2 separate regions of the Homo sapiens genome follow, and region 1 is linked to region 2. The links are chromatin loops, found by intact Hi-C in ENCODE. Cell type or tissue: PC-9. All regions are shown on one strand. Each heading gives the region's core, and the rest is flanking DNA. Links, peaks and the distances in the headings are about the cores only.

What was found. Peaks named below come from ENCODE experiments on the same cell type or tissue, not always from the same donor. Only the 100,000 strongest peaks of a DNase experiment are listed, where the experiment ranks them.
Region 1: it touches region 2 in a loop (5-fold over the local background); 1 of 110 quality-filtered maps calls a loop at or near these places.

The regions. Positions count from the first base shown.
Region 1 is chr3:13,503,837-13,512,972 of GRCh38, reverse strand. HDAC11 (histone deacetylase 11) reads right to left here. Exons shown (of 10, transcript NM_024827.4): 9 at 8,701-8,879; 10 at 6,557-8,505. The coding sequence ends at 8,290. Among named protein-coding and RNA genes, the nearest start is that of HDAC11, 28 kb to the right of the region's middle. In PC-9, for the core only: no CTCF peak of the experiment used is centred there; DNase peaks (open chromatin) are centred at 5,082 and 5,312; H3K27ac peaks cover 1,304 bases.
Region 2 is chr3:13,596,933-13,606,068 of GRCh38, reverse strand. The region is part of intron 2 of FBLN2 (fibulin 2); the gene reads right to left. Among named protein-coding and RNA genes, the nearest start is that of SNORA93, 17 kb to the left of the region's middle. RefSeq lists an enhancer at 7,696-8,196. In PC-9, for the core only: no CTCF peak of the experiment used is centred there; a DNase peak (open chromatin) is centred at 5,038; H3K27ac peaks cover 1,493 bases.

The DNA.
Region 1 (9,136 bases), core at 3,755-6,254, 93 kb after region 2:
TACAAGCGTGGTGCCTAGAGTGTGCCAAAACTAGCAAGCGCTCCTTCTGCACTGGCCACTATCATGGTGCTCTGTGAACAGTTCTGGCTATGAGAAAGTCCTTTCTCACTCTGACTTAGGTAATATTATTAGCTAAAATTAACTGAGCATTTGCCACGTGCCAGGGCATCTGATGGGGGAAACGGCTGAGGCTCAAGATGGTGGTTGCCTCACCCAAGGCAGCACAGCTAGACCCAAGCAGCTAGACCCAAGCTCTACTCGCTGTGGACACTGCCCTGCTGAACCCACCTCCCCGTGGGTCCCAGCTCCTGCTCGGCCCAAGGCTCCTGCTCTCTCTGGGTTTCAGTTTCCCTGTCTGTGCAAGGAGACGTTGGACTGCATGGGCCATGAGAATCCTTCCCACACTGGCCCTCTAGACCCTCATCCTGTCCTCAAATGACCCAGAGATGCAACAGGTCTGGAGAAACTTGGAGACCAGTAGGAGGGAAGACACGGTCTGTGTGCTGGCACCCAACACAGGGCCTGGCACCCAGAAAATAGCAGAGAAGTCACTGAATACAGCAGGTCCTCAAATAACATCGTTTTGTTCAACATCGTCTCGTTGATAAGAAAAAAATGTCGATTTCTGGCCATGCCCGCTGTCTGTGTGGAGTTTGCAATGTTCCCCCAACGTCTGCATGTGTTCCCTCCACGTACTCTGGCTTCTTCCCACATCCTGAAGATGTGGGTGTTAGGTGAACCAGTGTGTCTACATGGCCCCAGTCTGAGTGTGAGCGTGTCTGTGAGTGTGCCCTATAGTGATAATGGGGTGATATCCAGCTCAGGGCTGGTTCCCATCTTGTGCTCTTGGGACAGGCTCCAGCCACCCTAGAGCCGAGACTGGAATAAGTGGGTACATATCTTGTTTTTACTAGTCTTTCTTAAATGTATGTACACCTCACATTTATTTCAATGTTTAATATTAGAGGTGCTTCGTATTAGAGAAGTTTGATGTTGTTTTTGTGACCAAAAATACGCTGTAGGAACTGAACTCTTGTTTATATCAATTAGCCTATGGTAAAATTGGTTTTGTTATAGCTGGTGTGTTAGTCCGTTCTCCAGCTGCTATAAAGAAATACCTGAGACTGGATAATTTATAAAGGAAGGAGGGTTAATTGGCTCAGGGTTTGGCAGCTCTACAGGAAGCATAGTGCCTGCATCTGCTCCGCTCCTGAGGAGGCCTCAGGAAACTTACAATCGTGGCGGAAGGCAAAGAGGGAGCCCACAGGTCACATGGCCAGAGCAGGAGCAAGGGACAGAGGAGGGAGGTACCACACACTTTTAAATGACCACATCTCATGACAACTCACTCACTGTCATGAGGACAGTACCAAGAGGATGATACTAAACCTTTCATAAGAAAACCACCCCCATGATCCAATCACCTCCCACCAGGCCTCACCTCCAACATTGGGGATTATGTGAAATTACAGTTCAACATGAGATTTGGAAGGGGACACAGATCCAAACTTTTTTTTTTTTTTTGAGATGGAATCCCAATCAATCTGTCGCCCAGGCTAGAGTGCAGTGGCACAATCTCAGCTCACTAAAACCTCCAGCTCCCCAGTTCAGGCGATTCTCCTGCCTCAGCCTCCCCAGTAGCTGGGATTACAGGTACATACCACCATGCCTGGCTAATTTTTGTATTTTTAGTAGAGACGGGATTTCACCATGTTGGCCAGGCTGGTCTTGAATTCCTGACCTCAGGTGACCCGTCCACAGCCTCCCAAAGTGCTGGGATTACAAGTGTGAACCACTGGCCTGGCCTGATTCAAACGATTTCATGTGGTTTCACTTAAAGTCAGTTTCCAAGAACCTATCAAGGACTTAAATGTGGACTTACTGTACTGCTTTGCAGGGTAAATAAAGGTGGAGGCGTTGATTACAGTAATGTTGGCAACCCCTGCCCCTCAGTGATACAAGAGCTGAGGCTGATTAGGTGCAGTTCTGATGCTTAAATGGGTTCATTCGTTCTCACAACCACTCTGTGAGGCCGGTGCTAGTGTGAACCCCATTTGACGGATGGGAAAACTGAGGCACGAGGAGCTGTCACCTGTCCAAGGTCACATGGAGGGTAGAGGCAGCAGTGGGACTTGAATCTGCTGCCCTGGCTCCCAGAGTGTGCATGCACTGGGCACGCTACCTCTTTCTTTCAGAAGACCACCGTCAGCTGGGCGCGGTGGCTCACGCTTGTAATCCCAGCACTTTGGGAGGCCGAGGCGGGCGGATCACCTGAAGTCAGGAGTTCGAGACCAGCCTGGCCAACATGGTGAAATCCCGTCTCTACTAAAAATACAAAAATAGCCTGGCGTGGTGGCAGGTGCCTATAATCCCAGCTACTTGGGCAGGCTGAGGCAGGAGAATCACTTGACCCTGGGAGGCAGAGGCTGCAGTGAGCTGAGATCATGCCACTCCGCTGCACTCCATCCTGGGTGACAGAGTGAGACTCTGTCTCAAAAAAAAAAAAAAAAGAAAAGAAAAGAAAAGAAAAGAACGTCACTGTCTCAGGACCAGCAGGGGTGACCTGCGAATTCTGGATGTGAGGGGGACCCAGACTGGTGCTTTACCTGCCTAGCCTCCTTGACCCTCAAGCCACCCTAGGGAAGGAAGGGATTATCATCGCTATTTACAGAGGAGGAAACTGAGGCACAAAGCGTGAAGTGATTTGCCCACAGCCACTGAGAGCCTAGATTCAAACACAGATCCAAGTCCAGGCCTGAATTTTCCCTGTATGGGACCACCCTCGCCGAGGGAAGATGGGTGTCTTCCCACAGTTTAGAGATGGTGACCTGCCCAGCCCCATTCCCCAGGGCCAAGAGCAGGGAGGTGCAGCAGGCTTCAGGGAGGCTACCCAGCATCCCAGGCGCCAGGCCTGATGATATGTGTCCCCAGGTCCTTTCAGCTGAACGGACCCTGCGAACTCTCCAGCCAGGAGCCTGGAGCCATGGGAGGGTTGAGGGAGGGCTCAGGCCCAGCCCCAGGCAGGTGCACGCGAGGGCTGGGTAAGCCTTGGCCTGGGGCCCTGCCTAAAAGGGCTGCCCCGCAGCTCACTGGGAGGCCCTAAACCAGAGATGGAAACAGGACTTTGCCCTGTTGCTGAGTCAAAGAGGTGATGAGAACAGAAGAGGGTAAAGAAGCCCCTGGCCAGTGTCACATGTATTATGCACCTGCTGTATGCCAGCCTCATTCCCACTGTTTACCAGAGTCCTCTATAGAGGAGGCAATGAGGCTCAGCCCGGGGCCACAGCGCAGGTATACAGCAGAGGCAGGACTGAAACCCTGGCTGGGCAACTACAGAGCTGCATTCTTTCTCTGGAGGCCACTCTCCACCCTGAGCTGAGGTCACCCTGAGCTGAGGTCCTGGCTTTTACCCGCCCTGTCCACAGTGCCTCAGCCCTAATAAAATCAGGGAGTTCAGAGGTCAACACCCGGGGTGGTGGTGAAGACTGGCCACTCTGCCACTCCACCGTGTGTGGCCATGGGCGAGGGCCTGCAGGCCCCTCTAAGCCTTGGTGTTCCAGCCTGGACAATGGAGCTCCAGGACCCTGCACAGGGAGGCTGCTGTGAGGATAAACAAGGACCAGGCACGCAGAGAGTGGCATGGGCCTCGCCGTGCACGGGCCTCTGCAATCCTCTCACACATGTGGCCTGGCACATGGCACATGCTCACCACAGCCACCCCCCGCAAGGAGGCTACCAGGTGAGGAGGGGAGGAGGCCGGGGTTCTGGTTTGCTTGCCAGGGGGTGCCAGGCTCCTTCAAGCCCTCCCTGGGCCTCACCTTCCCCATCCACAAATCGACAACGCTGACAGCCAGCACTGAGCCAGGGTGAGCAGGCCTCCTCAAAGGATACCTCCCTTCTCGTCCACCCCCACACACCCTGTCCAGCTGCAGTGCCGAGGCTGGGCCTCTGCAGGTGGAACAGGCAGGTGGAACAGGTACTCTCCAGGGCCCTAGCCCCAGCTGCACACGCCAATCCATGATGCATTTCTCAGCTGCCTGCTGTTTTATGACTATTTTTTAATTCACTTTGTACTTTGAAAGTTCAAGCTGAAAGCCAATGGCCCTTTAGAAAGCCCAGTGTATGTTTTCCAGCTGAACAGCATTTCCAGGGTAGGATGTGGGAGCACCCGTCTCTGCGGGCCCCAGCCTGAGTAGACAGCAATGTACCCACAGGTGCCACACTTCCCTCCACCAGGCCCTGCCACCACCGCTGAGGGGCCGTGGGACTGCCTTTCCCATCCGGGTCTCTGTCTCATCTGGACAACAAGGGTGCTGAGGCCTGCCTCTCCCGGGGTTGCTGGTAAGACTATGAGCTGGGGAAGGGCGTGGAAGTCCAGGCAGTGTGCAAGATGCCATGCTCACCAAGACACTGTTTGCCAGAGGGCCTGGCCATGGGGAAAGGGCACTAGTGTTGGAGTCGGATGGATGTGGGTGCATTCCCTGGCTTTGCCATTGCCCAACTCTGCAGTCTTCGGCAAGCCATTTCACCTCTCTGAGTTTGTTTCCCATCAGTAACATGGTGGTGGTGATGATGGTGATGATGAGTGCCGACAGCCACAATCAAGCATGCTTAATTGAGTGTTTACTCTTGCTTTAAGCCCTTCACAAACATTCACTCATTTAATTCTCCAACACCTAGGAGGTAGGTGCTATCATCCCCATTTTGCAGATGAGTAAACTAAGGCACACAGCTATCGAGGGGAGGAGGCAGGACTCAGAGCCAGGCCGGAGGGACTGGAGCCCACGCGTCCGCTCCCTGGGCCTCCCTAGCAATCACGTGACGGCGTCACTTCCAGAGTGGTGCAGAGCCTCACGCGTTGGCCCTGGGCCTGAGCAAGGTGTCCCCAGCCAGTGCTGGCTAAGCTGAATGAAACCAACTCAAGGGCAGGCTGCCCTGGAGGAGTTCCTGGCCCTAAACCCCAAATGTTTGGCTGAGCAGCCAGGGAGGCATCATAAAAGTCTTCCTTTAGGTCTGCCCAGGAGTCCCGCTAGGCAGGGAGGGGCCCCGTGCCAGCAACCGCCTTTGTTTATGCCTGAGGCAGCAGAGTGGGGATGGTCATGCCTGCCTCTGCCCCCGCCCCCGCTGGGGCCCTATTAGCCTAGCCTGGAGGGGTGGGTTCCGGGCAGGGGCCAGGTTACAGCCGGGCACTGCTGCTTCCTGCTGGAACCTCCCTGCGTCTGTCCCGTAGAGAACAGAGCTGTGTCTCCCAAGATGAAATCCCTCTCCCCAAGCCTCAGCTGGCTCACTGGCCAGGCATGGTGCAAGGTCATGCCTCCCAAGGTCTCCCCAGATCATGAGTCTGATGGCCAGTCGTCCTCAGCCTGTCCCTGCTCTTATCCAGGGCTGCCAGCAGCCACTGGGGCGTCAGGGCTGCTGTGCCACCTCTCAGCCACTTCATGAAGCTGACCTGCTCCACTGGGATTGATGTAACTTGTGGTGTAATTTACATACAGCAAAATGCACAGATCCTGCAAACAGGTCCAAACACTTCATCTGGCCTCAGTTCTTCCGCCTGACCTACAGGACATTCCTCCCCCTCACCCTGACAGTTACTGGGAGCAGCAGAAAGCCACCCAGTGTCCTGAGTGCCTTCCAGGTACTGAGGCTCTTATTCCCAGGACAACCTCTTCCACGAGCATCTTTAAGGAAGAAACAGCTCACAGGTTCTGGAGCTGGGGCCTGGGCTCCAGTCCTCACTCCTCCACTTAGGGGCTGCGGTGCTCAGCAAATAACTAACCCCTTTCCTGCCTCTGCTTCTACATCTGTGAAGTAGGCATGGAAACAGTTCTCACCTCAGAGTGCCATGAAGTTCCATATGCAGTTCCCAGCTAGAGTCTGGATAGGGCCTGGCCCTTAGTACCACCTGGTCAGCATCAGCCTTTATCAGTCTCCTCCCACCCAGCACAGGGCCAATCGGGACCCCTGCCTGCTACCCCATGTCCTTTTCCCTGACACCCTGTCTGAACCTCAAGGGGCCACCCTGCCCCCCATCCAGGCTGTGCCACTGATACTGGGGATGCTCTGGTCACTCTGCCCGGCCAAGGCTCTGCCTTTCCCCCTGCCTGGATACCCCACCCCAGCCCAGCCTCATCTCGGGGCAGCCCATCCCCATAAGCGCTCCAAAAGCACCCCAGGCCTGGAAGACACCCCATCCACCCACTGCCCTGCCAGGGCCCCCTCCCACTGTGCAGCAGAGCCACCATCACAGCCCAGCTGTGCCTGCCCACCCATTCCCAGGCTGTCCCAGACCCCAGCCCAGTGACCTTATCACCCTGGGATCCTAGACCCTTCTCTGTCCAGAGTAACCCCCCACCCCCACCCCACCCCCCTGCCAAGTGTGAGGCAGCTGAGAACTTTTACTTTGGGATCTGGCAGAGCTGGATTCAAGCCTGGCTCTACCACTGTTGAGATCTGCTGGGAGGTGTGGCCTGGGGCAAATTTCTCACCCCTGCCAAGCCTCAGTTTCCTCATCTGTGAAATGGGAATCATTACCAACTCCACAGGACTCAGAAGATGAAATAACACACTAGCATTTATTGAGCAGCTACCCATGTCAGGCCTTGCGCTACAAGAACTTTCCATTTTCATTTCCTTTCACCCCTAGGAGGTAGGGATTCTTTGCCTCCAGCACACACAGCAGCCTGGGCCAATCAAGCCTCTAGGATTCTCTAGGAACAGAAGCTCAACAGTGACAAACCATGTCTGTGGCTGAGCCCCAGAAGTCGCTGGCCTGTGTTGGGTGTGAATGGATGTTAGGTGCCTCGAGTCAGCGACAGAGACCAACGGCAAGGGTAGGGATCTCAGAGTGCATTGTTAGAGCCTCGGGGTCTGGTCCAGGAGGCCAGCATTGTTGACATTTTGTGATCTTGGAACCCTTCTCCCTGCAGCAGAGGGAGCATTAGGGAGGCCGGGAGACAGTGGGAGCACCCCCTCACTGTAATGAACACAAGTCCCGTAGGGGGCTGATGGAGCAGGGCCACCTCAATGGACCCACTTTCCCTCCCCAGCCCCTGATTTGATCAGGGCCACAGCTGCCGGCTAGCAGGGGTGGATGCTCCCCCGCCCACTTCCTGGAGGTCCCTGAATGTCCCCATGAGTAGGGCTGAGGAACAGGCCAGAGGTCTGGCCCACCTGGGGCCCCTGGGCATGGAGAAGGATTGGGGCCCAGGCACTTTGGTGAGGCCAGTGGAGGCCACAGTCCCACCCAGGGCCCTGCCCCGGCTACCTATGTTCATAATCCCCAGGCCAGGATAGAGATCCTCGCTGCCCTCTCTCCAGGAACCCCTGCCCCGCCTCACCAGTGTCTGGGTCCCTCCCTGGGCCTGGGTTCCTGCAGGACCTGGCTTGGGCACCACCCTGCATCCCTGATTTCCACCTGTGAGCCTGGCCTGCCCACGTCCCCCACCCTTCTTCTGCCCTCTCCCCACCTGGGTCAGCGGCCCCCTGGAGGCGACAGGGCTGAGGCCCGTCCTTGCGCTAAGAATTCCTCCCCCCAAAACCTGCCCCTTGCACTGAACAGGCAAGACTACTGCTAAGGCAGTGATCTGGGCGCCGCAGGCCTTCCCCACCTTCACCCCCACAGAAGGGCCTGGGAAGGCAGGTCCAGACCTTGCTTTATTGAGGGGGAACTCCAGATGAGGGAACCCACCTGTACCCCTTCCTGACCGCCCCTCACATCCAGGCCCAGGGTTCCCACCTGCTGCCTGGGAACCAGGCCCACCTGGAGACCTAGCTCCAGCACCTCCTGGGCCATCCACACCAGTGCCTATAGCTCTTCAGCTCTGGGGCAAAGAGGGCAGCAAATCCCATGACCAAGGGGAGGGAGGGAGGCCCAGTTAGGATGCAGGCCTAGTCAGGATGGAGGTGGAAGCTTCCTCACTCCGACCTGGGTCTGCCGTTCTCAAAACCAGAACACCCCAAGCCCAGGGCCCTCGCTGTGCCTGGGACCTAGCCTGTCCTCTCCAATTCTCAGTTAACTGCCTGCCTCCCTGGACCTATGGGCTGGTGACTTCGTGTGGGTCCCCCTGGGACACAGGCTCTGCCTTCTGCCCCCACCCATAGAGGCCTCAAGCCCTTCTGGCTTCCAGCAGGGAAAAGTAGAGGAAGGGCCAGCTCCAGGCCCCAGCCAGGGATGGCCCTGCCCCTCCATGCTCACTGAAGGCTGCCTCCACCACCCCATGAGGTTAGAAAACAAAAAGCACTAAGGGGCGGATAGGCAGGGCCACGTGACAGGCAGGGCAGCAAGGGTCAGGGCACTGCAGGGGGAAGCAGCGGTGTGTCTGAGTTCTGTGCGGAGACGCTGGGTGACTCAGGCCCAATGAGCCCCAGGCCAAACAGATTAAGTATGGAGTCAGCAATGATGCGGGCTGTGCGCTTCTGGTACCCGCCTGAGGTCACCATAAGGATGGGCACCCGGCGGCCACGGACCATCCGGAACACCAGCTCATCCCGCTTCACGATGCCCTGTTAGGGGAAGAGGAGGGTGACTCAGGCAGGCCAGACCCCCATGGTGTCAGGAAGTCCTGCTGCAGGGCTAGCCCTGCTCCAAACTGCTGTTGCTTCAGTCCATCTCCTCCCTGACATGAGGCCGCCCACCTTTCCTGCTGCTGCTGAGTCCATAGAGCAGACCCTCCCGTGGCCCCAAGGGTCAGGACGTACCGCTGGGCTGATGGACAGCCCCCCAAGGCGGTCCCCCTCGAGGATGTCGGTGCCTGCATTGTATACCACCACGTCGGGCAGGTGCTCCTGGAGGGATTTCTTGATGTTCCTCTCCACCTTATCCAGGTACTCATCATCCTCTGTGCCCCACTCCAGCTCCACCTTCCGCCTGATGGCCTCTGGGAGAGAGACATGGATGGCCTCAATTTATAGAGAAGGGAAACTGAGGCTCAGGACAAGACTGTGGACACCAGGCAAGACTGGAAACTGGTCTGTCAGATTCAGCACTGCTCAGCCTCATTCCACCCAAAACTAAGGTGAAAAGAGCACCAAGAGCTGCAAAAAGGGGGACTCAAAGGAGAGAAGGGGCACTGAAGCTGAGACACTGCCCTGGGGGTGTGGAGATCTGTGTCGGCAATGTCAGATTTCACTGCCT
Region 2 (9,136 bases), core at 3,750-6,249:
TAGCTACTCGGGAAGCTGGGGTGGGAGGATGGCTTGAGCCCAGGGATGGGGAGGGGGGTTGGAGGTTGCAGTGAGCTGAGATGGAGCCACTGCACTCCAGCCTGGGTGACAGAATGAGACTCTGTCTCAAAAAATAATAATAAAATATCCATTAAACTAGAAATATGAGTAAGAGTGAGAAATGCCACACAGAGGTGGGGACCCCCTTTTCTCCCTTAGTGCTGTATTCCTCTACACTGCTGCATGTCCATGTGTCTAGGGTGGGAGAGGAGACTGCGGCCAGCTGGAGAGATGTGGCACCACTTATACAGTTAAGCACACGCAACATCAAGGACCCAGACGCTCTGCTCCTGGTGTCTGTGCCAGGGAAGTCCTCACGACAGCCCGTAACACAACCAGTACAAGGATGCCCATGTCAAGTGTTATTTGTGGAAAGGGGTTGCGGACAGCCTGGGTGTCCATCACTGGGGGGGAGGATGAGGAAAATCTGGGGCCATGCTACATGCAGGAGCTGTCAGAAACAATAGACTGGATACACACACAGCAGCATGAGCTGGACACACCAACACACAGAAGTGTGGAGGAACACAGCACTAAGGGAGAAAAGGAAGAAGCCAAATCAGTTCTACTATACAAATTTAAACTATCACACATAAAATAACAATGCATACTTTGCAAGAACACATGACAGCAAAAAACACACTGATGAGATGAAACTGTCAGCTATGCAGATGGAGGTGGTGGATGGGAATGGAGAAAGAAGATGAAAGGAAATAAAATATTAATAAATAAATAAAACAAGAGCCTTGCAAAGAGGATAATAAGAGCCATGCCAAGAAATGAGACGTGTAATTAACCCAAGCGTTTGCCCCTGAGGTCTAAAGTGACATTCCTAAGTCAAGTTTATACAGAATGCCTAGACATTCGTGCTGAGGGCAACAAGTAACAGATGAGTGCCTCTGAGCCTGATGGGCCTGGGTCCACATCTCAGCGTTACCACTGACAGCCGCTTCTCCTCCCTCCAGACTCAGTGTCCTTCTCTGTATGAGGACTGAATGGCTGTGTAGGTGCTAAGGCCCACAAAGCCCTCTAAATGTCCTGAGCAGTTCACGTAAGGGCACAGGGCTGAGGGATAGATGCCGTGAAGGACGGCACCTGCACACTCCAACCGGAGCAAGAGCTCACTGAGGGTCATCGGCTGCGTTGCCTTAGCAGGCACGGCAAGTTACCAAGCTTTCCTAAGTTTTCATTCCTTTTCTGTAAAACAGGGAAAACAGCTTCCATCACAACCTGTTACTGTTCTGCTCTGAGGCACTGAGAGGAATGAGAACTGGTGTCTACCAGAAGCACATAGCAAACATCATACTCAATGGGGGAACATTAGACACATCCCCCACTGAATTATTAAATATTACAAAAATAATGCCCACGGGCCATGCTACTATATAGCATTGTCCTGGAGATACTAGCAAATGCAGTAAAACAAGAAAAAAGGAGGCCGGCTCAGAAATAATACCACACATCTACAACCATCTGATCTTTGACAAACCTGACAAAAACAAGAAATGGGAAAACGATTCCCTATTTAATAAACGGTGCTGGGAAAACTGGCTAGCCATATGTAGAAAGCTGAAACTGGATCCCTTCCTTACACCTTACACAAAAATTAATTCAAGATGGATTAAAGACTTAAATGTTAGACCTAAAACCATAAAAACCCTAGAAGAAAACCTAGGCAATACCATTCAGGACATAGGCATGGGCAAGGACTTCATGTCTAAAACACCAAAAGCAAGGGTAACAAAAGCCAAAATTGACAAATGGGATCTAATTAAACTAAAGAGCTTCTGCACAGCAAAAGAAACTACCATCAGAGTGAACAGGGAACCTACAGAATGGGAGAAAATTTTTGCAATCTACCCATCTGACAAAGGGCTAATATCCAGAATCTACAAAGAACTTAAATTTACAAGAAAAAATCAAACAACCCCATCAAAAAGTGGGCGAAGGATATGAACAGACACTTCTCAAAAGAAGACATTTATGCAGCCAACAGACACATGAAAAAATGCTCATCATCACTGGCCATCAGAGAAATGCAAATCAAAACCACAATGAAATACCATCTCACACCAGTCAGAATGGTGATCATTAAAAAGTCAGGAAACAACAGGTGCTGGAGAGGATGTGGAGAAATAGGAACGCTTTTACACTGTTGGTGGGACTGTAAACTAGTTCAACCATTGTGGAAGACAGTATGGCGATTGCTCAGGGATCTAGAACTAGAAATACCATTTGACCCAGCCATCCCATTACTGGGTATATACCCAAAGGATTATAAATCATGCTGCTATAAAGACACATGCACACGTATATTTACTGCAGCACTATTCACAATAGCAAAGACTTGGAACCAACCCAAACGTCCATCAATGATAGACTGGATTAAGAAAATGTGGCACATATACACCAGGGACTACTATGCAGCCATAAAAAAGGATGAGTTCATGTCCTTTGTAGGGACATGGATGAAGCTGGAAACCATCATTCTGAGCAAATTATTGCAAGGACAGAAAACCAACACTGCATGTTCTCACTCATAGGTGGGAATTGAACAATGAGCACACTTGGACACAGGATGGGGAACATCACACACTGGGGCCTGTCGTGGGGTGGGGGGAGGGGGGAAGGATAGCATTAGGAGAAATACCTAATGTAAATGACAAGTTAACAGGTGCAGCACACCAACATGGCACATGTATACATATGTAACAAACCTGCACATTATGCACATGTACCCTAGAACTTAAAGTATAATTAAAAAAAAAAAAACTTAAAAAAAAAGAAAGAAAAAAGGAGGCCAGGCGTAGTGGCTCACACCTGTAATCCCAGCACTTTGAGAGGCTGAGGAATGCGGATCACGAGGTCAGGAGTTCAAGACCAGCCTAGCCAACATAATGAAACCTCGTCTCTGCTAAAAATACAAAAAAATTAGCCAGGCTTGGTGGCGCGCACCTGTAATCCCAGCTACTTGGGAGGCTGAGGGACAAAAATTGCTTGAACCCAGGAGGCGGAGGTTGCAGTGAGCCAAGATCGCACCACTGCACTCCAGCCTGGGCGACAGAGCAAGACTCGTCTTGGGGAAAAAAAAAAAGAAAGAAAGAAAGAAAAAAGGGCCAAAGAAATAATAGAAAGAAGAAACAACAGTCGTTATTGGCAGATGTTATGGTTTCATCTTCCTAGACAATCCAAGAGACTCAAAACTCACAAAGTATTAGAATTAATACAATTAACAATAATGACTATAATACAATAGCCAAAAACAAAAACAACACACTCAAATTAGTGGCTTTCCTATACCCCCATAACAATTAAATAGAAAAGTTAATAGGAAAAAATTCCCATTCAAAAGAGAAACAAACCTAGAAATAAATCTACAGTGAACATGCTTGATTCACATGAAGACGAAAATTTGATTGTCTAATGGGTATAACATACACTTTATTCAAAATACATACCATGTATCTAATATGTACCTTAAAGATGTCAATTCTCCTCTACTTACTCTACAACTTCAATGCGATTCCAACCAAAGCAAAGTGTAACTGTCACAGAATTTGTCGTGTTAATTCTAAAATTCATCCAAAAAACGAAATGCTTAAGAATACCCGAGAACATTTCTGAAAAATAAGAACAGAGAAGGTAGACTTTCTCTAACGGTATCAGAATACACTTCAAAGTTCTAATAATTAAAACAAGAAGACAAGGCGCTCAATGGAAGAGAAAAGACTTCAGAAACAGACCTATGTGCATACGGGAATTGAATATATGATGAAGGTGGCATTCAAACTTTGCAGGGAAAGAATTTATGATGCTGGGACCCACATCACACCATACACGAAAGTAACTTCCAAATCTATAAAGGCAGGATTAGAATAAAATTTACAGAGATAATTTTAGAAAAAAGAGAATCTTCTTCAGAAATAAAATCCATAGCCTGTAATCCCAGAACTCTGGGAGGCTGAAGCAGGAGGATCACTTGAGGCCAGTAGTTTGAGACCAGCCTGAGAAACATAGTGTGACTGTCTCTTAAAAAGAAAAAATTTAACCAGGCATGGTGGTACATGCCTGCATTTCCAGCTATTCAGGAGCCTGAGGGGAAGGGATTGCTTGAGCCCAGGAGATGGAGGCTTCAGTGAGCCATGCTTGTGCCACTGCACTTCAACTTGGGTGACAAAGACCTTGTCTCAAAGAAACAAATAAATAACCCTCTCACAGCAGTCAGCACTGTGAGAGCCTCTTGTGGATGAGTTTACTTTCTCAGTCCTCTGTTTCCTCCTTTGCAATGTCAGCTCCCAGAGGGTAGGGTCTCTTATCTATCTTCCTCATAGCCATATCTCAGCCCCCTGGCACATGGTGGGTGTTCAATGAGTATTTGCTGAATGAATCTAGGAGACCCTGGGCAACTGAGAGGTGCTGTGTCGGAGGCCGGGATCAGTGCTCACCATCTGAATGGAACATGGCTCAGACATGTCTGTCCCAGGACTCAGGAGCACAAGGTGCCAGGCAGAGTCCTGCCTCCACCTCCCAGGATGCCAGAGTCCTGACTTCAGTCTCTGTGGTCACTGAGAGTGACGCCACCATTCAATGTCTCGTCCCCTCTTGTTACACTCTGGGCATGTGGGAGACTCTCCTTATTTGAATACTTCTGGTGACAGGAGGCAACTCTGCCCAGGCGGCTTATCCTCTCTTCTGCACAGCTCAGACTCACAACATTCTTCTACAGGACCGAATCCTTCCTCCCTAAACCTCTTCCAAGATTGCCTTACAGAGATTATGGTCCCTGGCTCTTAGCCAGATGACATCAGTGGGATGCCCAATGAGGATAACAGTAACAGCTGAAATATAGCAGCGCTAGCAACCAGCCAGGCAGGGTCCCAGCACAGGAACCTCACAGTTACTAAGAGTGAGAACTGTCAGCATTCCTATTTCACAGATGAGCTGGGGAGTTAGAAATCCCAAGCAGAGTGACTACCCTTAACAAAAATGCACGGTAGTCAGGTGATGGACACCCTCAACACCCTGATGTGATCACTGTGAATCACATACACGTCACAATTTCACATGTACCTGCCCCATAAATGTGTACAAATGGCCAGGTGCAGTGGCTCACGCCTGTAATCCCAGCACTTTGGGAGGCCGAGGTGGGCGGATCACCTGAGGTCAGGAGTTTGAGACCAACCTGGCCAACATGGCGAAAACCCATCTCTACTAAAAGTACAAAAATTAGCTGGGCATGGTGGTGGGCACCTGTAATCCCAGCTACTTGGGAGGCTGAGGCAGGAGAATCACTTGAACCCGTGAGGCGGAGGTTGCAGTGAGCCAAGATGGCGCCACTGCACTCCAGCCTGGGTGACAAGAGCAAGACTCCGTCTCAAAAAAAAAAAAAAAAGTGTACAAAATTAAAAAAGAAGTCGCAAGCTTCAATTTCCCCTCTTACTCTCCCTTCTCCAGGCCTGAGCGTCCCCATGTCTGTTGCACAGGTGACCTAATGCAGCCGATCCTGAAGGTCGTCTCTGGGACTCTAACCATCACCAGCTCGAGAGGTGGCTCTGCTTTCGTGGGTGTTGAATGGCGCTCTCTGCCTGCTCCTCCTTGATCAGGTGCCAGGATTCCCCCCATTCTCTCCTGGCCACCTTCCTTCTCAAACAAAGCTCAGGAGCTGTGACCCTTATGCTGGGAGGGCCACCCAGTTGCAGCAGGAGGGGAAATTGTGCAGGTGCCATGAGTAGCATTGCCAGGTGCCATCCAAAATGTGGGAGGCAGAGCCAGGCAAAGCCCAGCACGATGAGTGAGTACCCTCATCTCATGTCCAGAGGCCCCCGCCCTCCACCCTGATTCTCCAAGGCTCCGCCCAGCAGTCACCTCCTCTCCTCTAGGTCTCCTTCTGAGACCACCTCTCACAGGTCCCCAGCCCCTGCCTGGCGCTCTCTCTCTCTCTCTATCGCTCTCTCTCTCTCTCGCTCTCTCTCTCTCTCTCTCTCTCTCTCTGTCGTGTTTTTTAACTTCCTGAGCACCAGACTTTTGGAGTCTCAACCCTGGGGCTTCTTCTCTTCTCCAACACACGCTGGCCTGGCTGATCTCATCTCTAAGCTTCCAATGCCACCTTCCTCTTGCCCCCGCCCCCCATGTCACATGCACATGCCCACAGCTGGCCAAGAAACCACCCCAGATGTCTCCCTGGCACTTCCCCAGCTGGAATTTGCTCAGCTCCGGATTTTCCCAAGCCACCCCCTCCCTGGGTCTTCCTGTGTCAACAAAGGCCCTACCATCCTCAGGACGCTCCCAGGCCAATCCCTCATCCCCCGCCTCCCTCCAGTCTATCACTCACAGGGCCACCTCCAAAGGCATCTCAGTCCACCAGCCACCTCCTCCTCCACCACCCCCTCCTGCCCTCCTTGCTTCCACTTCTGTCACCCTCCAGCCCATCACCCACAGGGCTATAGAATGACTGTCCACAAATACAAATCAGATTGGATCACTCCTGCGCCTATGACCCCCCGTGGTCTCCACTTTCCTTACAAAGTCCTACACGGTGGGGTCCTGCCCACTTCCCCTCCTGACCTCCTTTCTCTAACTCACTCTCCCACTCACTCTCTCTACTCAGGAGCTCCTCAGACTCAGTCCTGCCCCAAGGCCTTGGCATTTGCCATGCTGCCTGCCTGGAATCTTCCACCTCTCCCTGTGCCATCTGCTGCCCCCACTCTCTATGGGACAGGCTCCTTCTCTTTCTGGGGGTCTCTCCTCCTCAGAGAGGGTCTCCCTAACTTCCATATCTAAACTAACTCCTACTCAACCCTCATCACATCATCTTACCTGGTCGTCCTCACAATGCCCTGGCCTTCCACATCCCTGAGTCATCTTGGGGAGCCTTGGGGCTCCACAGATCCCACAGAAAAGCCACTGCCCCACAGGATAAAGTGCCTCTCTCTGGAGTGAGACTCAGGGCCTTCACAGCACAGCCCAGACTCAGCTCCCAGCCACATACACCTTCTCTTGTTCTACGCCTTTGCACACGCTGTTCCATGCTAGGATGCCCTTCTTCTACCTTGGCCAACTGGCGAGTATCCAACTACCCATCCCTCATGAGCCAGTCCAAATGTGACTCCCTGCCTGTCTGTGCGTCCAGCAGGCTCTGTCTAGCACCCAGGAAAAGCAGCTCCCTCCTCTGACTTCACTCATGTCCTTCGACCATGATGTCCCTGTCGGGTGGCAGGCTGTCCCAATCACCAGATTGGGAGGGTCTCATGGGCCAAGAATCAGCCTAATCATTTCAGGGTCTCCAGTGCCCAGCACACAGCACAGACCAGGTCCCTGGTAAAATCTGGGGCTGGGTGAAATACTTCAGGCTCTTGGTGTATATCATCTCATGTAAAGCTCACATCAACAACAAGAGGTCGGTGGGATGATCTCCCTGCCCCAGAGGCGTAAAAAGAGGTTCTAAGAGTTTAAGAGAGGGAGCCCAGGGGCACAGCCTTAGGGAAATGACAAGGAAGAATGCAAATCCTTACTGGCCACCTCCCCTTACACCACTTCTATGTAGCAGATGCTACCAGGGTCACAAGATGAGCACAGGCATGTCCTTCCACCACTGGAAGCACAGGTGTGTGGTTGGGCTACCACTCACTGGCTGGGGCACTTGGGCGAGTCACTCGGCTTCTGAGCCTCCATTTCCTTGCTTGTAAAATGGGCAAGTAACTCTCCCCACCCAAATTTCACAAGTGGGAACGTAAGACTCATTGCATGGCAAATAGCTGGTACTCAGTAAACACAGCCTCCTGTCTCCTGGCACATAAAAGACGCTTGGTGACTACTTTCCAAGTTAATTAACAAAGGGGCAGACAAATCCATGGAAGGATTAGCAACCATCCCTTCAGCAGTAGAAGCTGGTGCAGCCTTCAGCCACGCCTACCCTGCCTCCTCTTTCCTCTGGCTTTTCGAGAATTCTCCATTTCTGTCCACTTTGCTGCTTTGCAGGAGCTCAGGCCGAGGGGGAGCAATGCCTTCCCCACCTGCCGGTTCTCAGCAGCACTGTGGAAAGAGAGACGCAGGTGCTCTCCCACTCTGACAGCCCAGCCTCAACTCAGAGATTCTCTCTGGCCTCCTGGGGTTGGCAGTGACATGGCCCAGCAACATCCCAGCTTCAGAACACACTGCCACGGTTGACTTCACAGCATCAGGGCTCCGGGCCTGGCAGCAGGGTGAGCACAACCCTTGCCCAGCAGGAACCCTGCTGTTCCCACGCCAAGTGGCACAGAGCAGGTCCACTCTGGAAAACCACTCACTGTCCCCTGGTAAAGCAGAAGGCGCCACACCCACGACCCTGAGTATTCTGGTGGTCTCCAGGTGGTTTCCAAGTGCCCACAAATGAGAGAAAGGGTCCATAGGCTGCAGTGTGACCACATGATGCCAGCCACCTCACTGCCACCACGTGCAATAACCCACAAGGAGCACACCAACACTGCACCAGGGAAAGAGGCAGGTCACAGGGGAATACTGCACACAGCCTTTCATGTGAGACTCAACAACAGAGAAGAATGAAGCAAGATTGTTCGGGGGTAAAATTATAAGGAAAAGGAGGGAACTCTTGCTGACTGCCATCAGGACGGTGGTAACTGGAGTGGGGTGTCAGGGGCGACCCTATGGTTTCTGTCCTGCTGCCCATGTGGACACTTCCTGAACTGCTCTCCTCCCAAACAAAGACAGTACTGAAAAAGGTAGTATGATCAGAAAACTCTAAGACTAAAGACTAAAAGAGTCTTTTAAAAATAGATCCAGGCCAGATGTAGTGGCTCACACCTATAATACCAGCATTTTGGGAGGCTGAAGCAGGAGGGTTGCTTGAGGCCAGGAGTTCAAGACCAGCCTGGGAAACACAGCCAGACTCCATCTCTACAAAAAATTTAAAAATTAGCCAGGCATGATGGTGTGTGCCTATAGTCCCAGCTACTTGGGAGGCTAAGGGAGGAGGATCACTTAAGCCCAGGAGGTCAAGGCTGCATTGAGCTATGATCGTGCCACCGCACTTCAGCCTGGGCAACAGAGCAAGACCTTATCTAAAATAAATAAATAAATA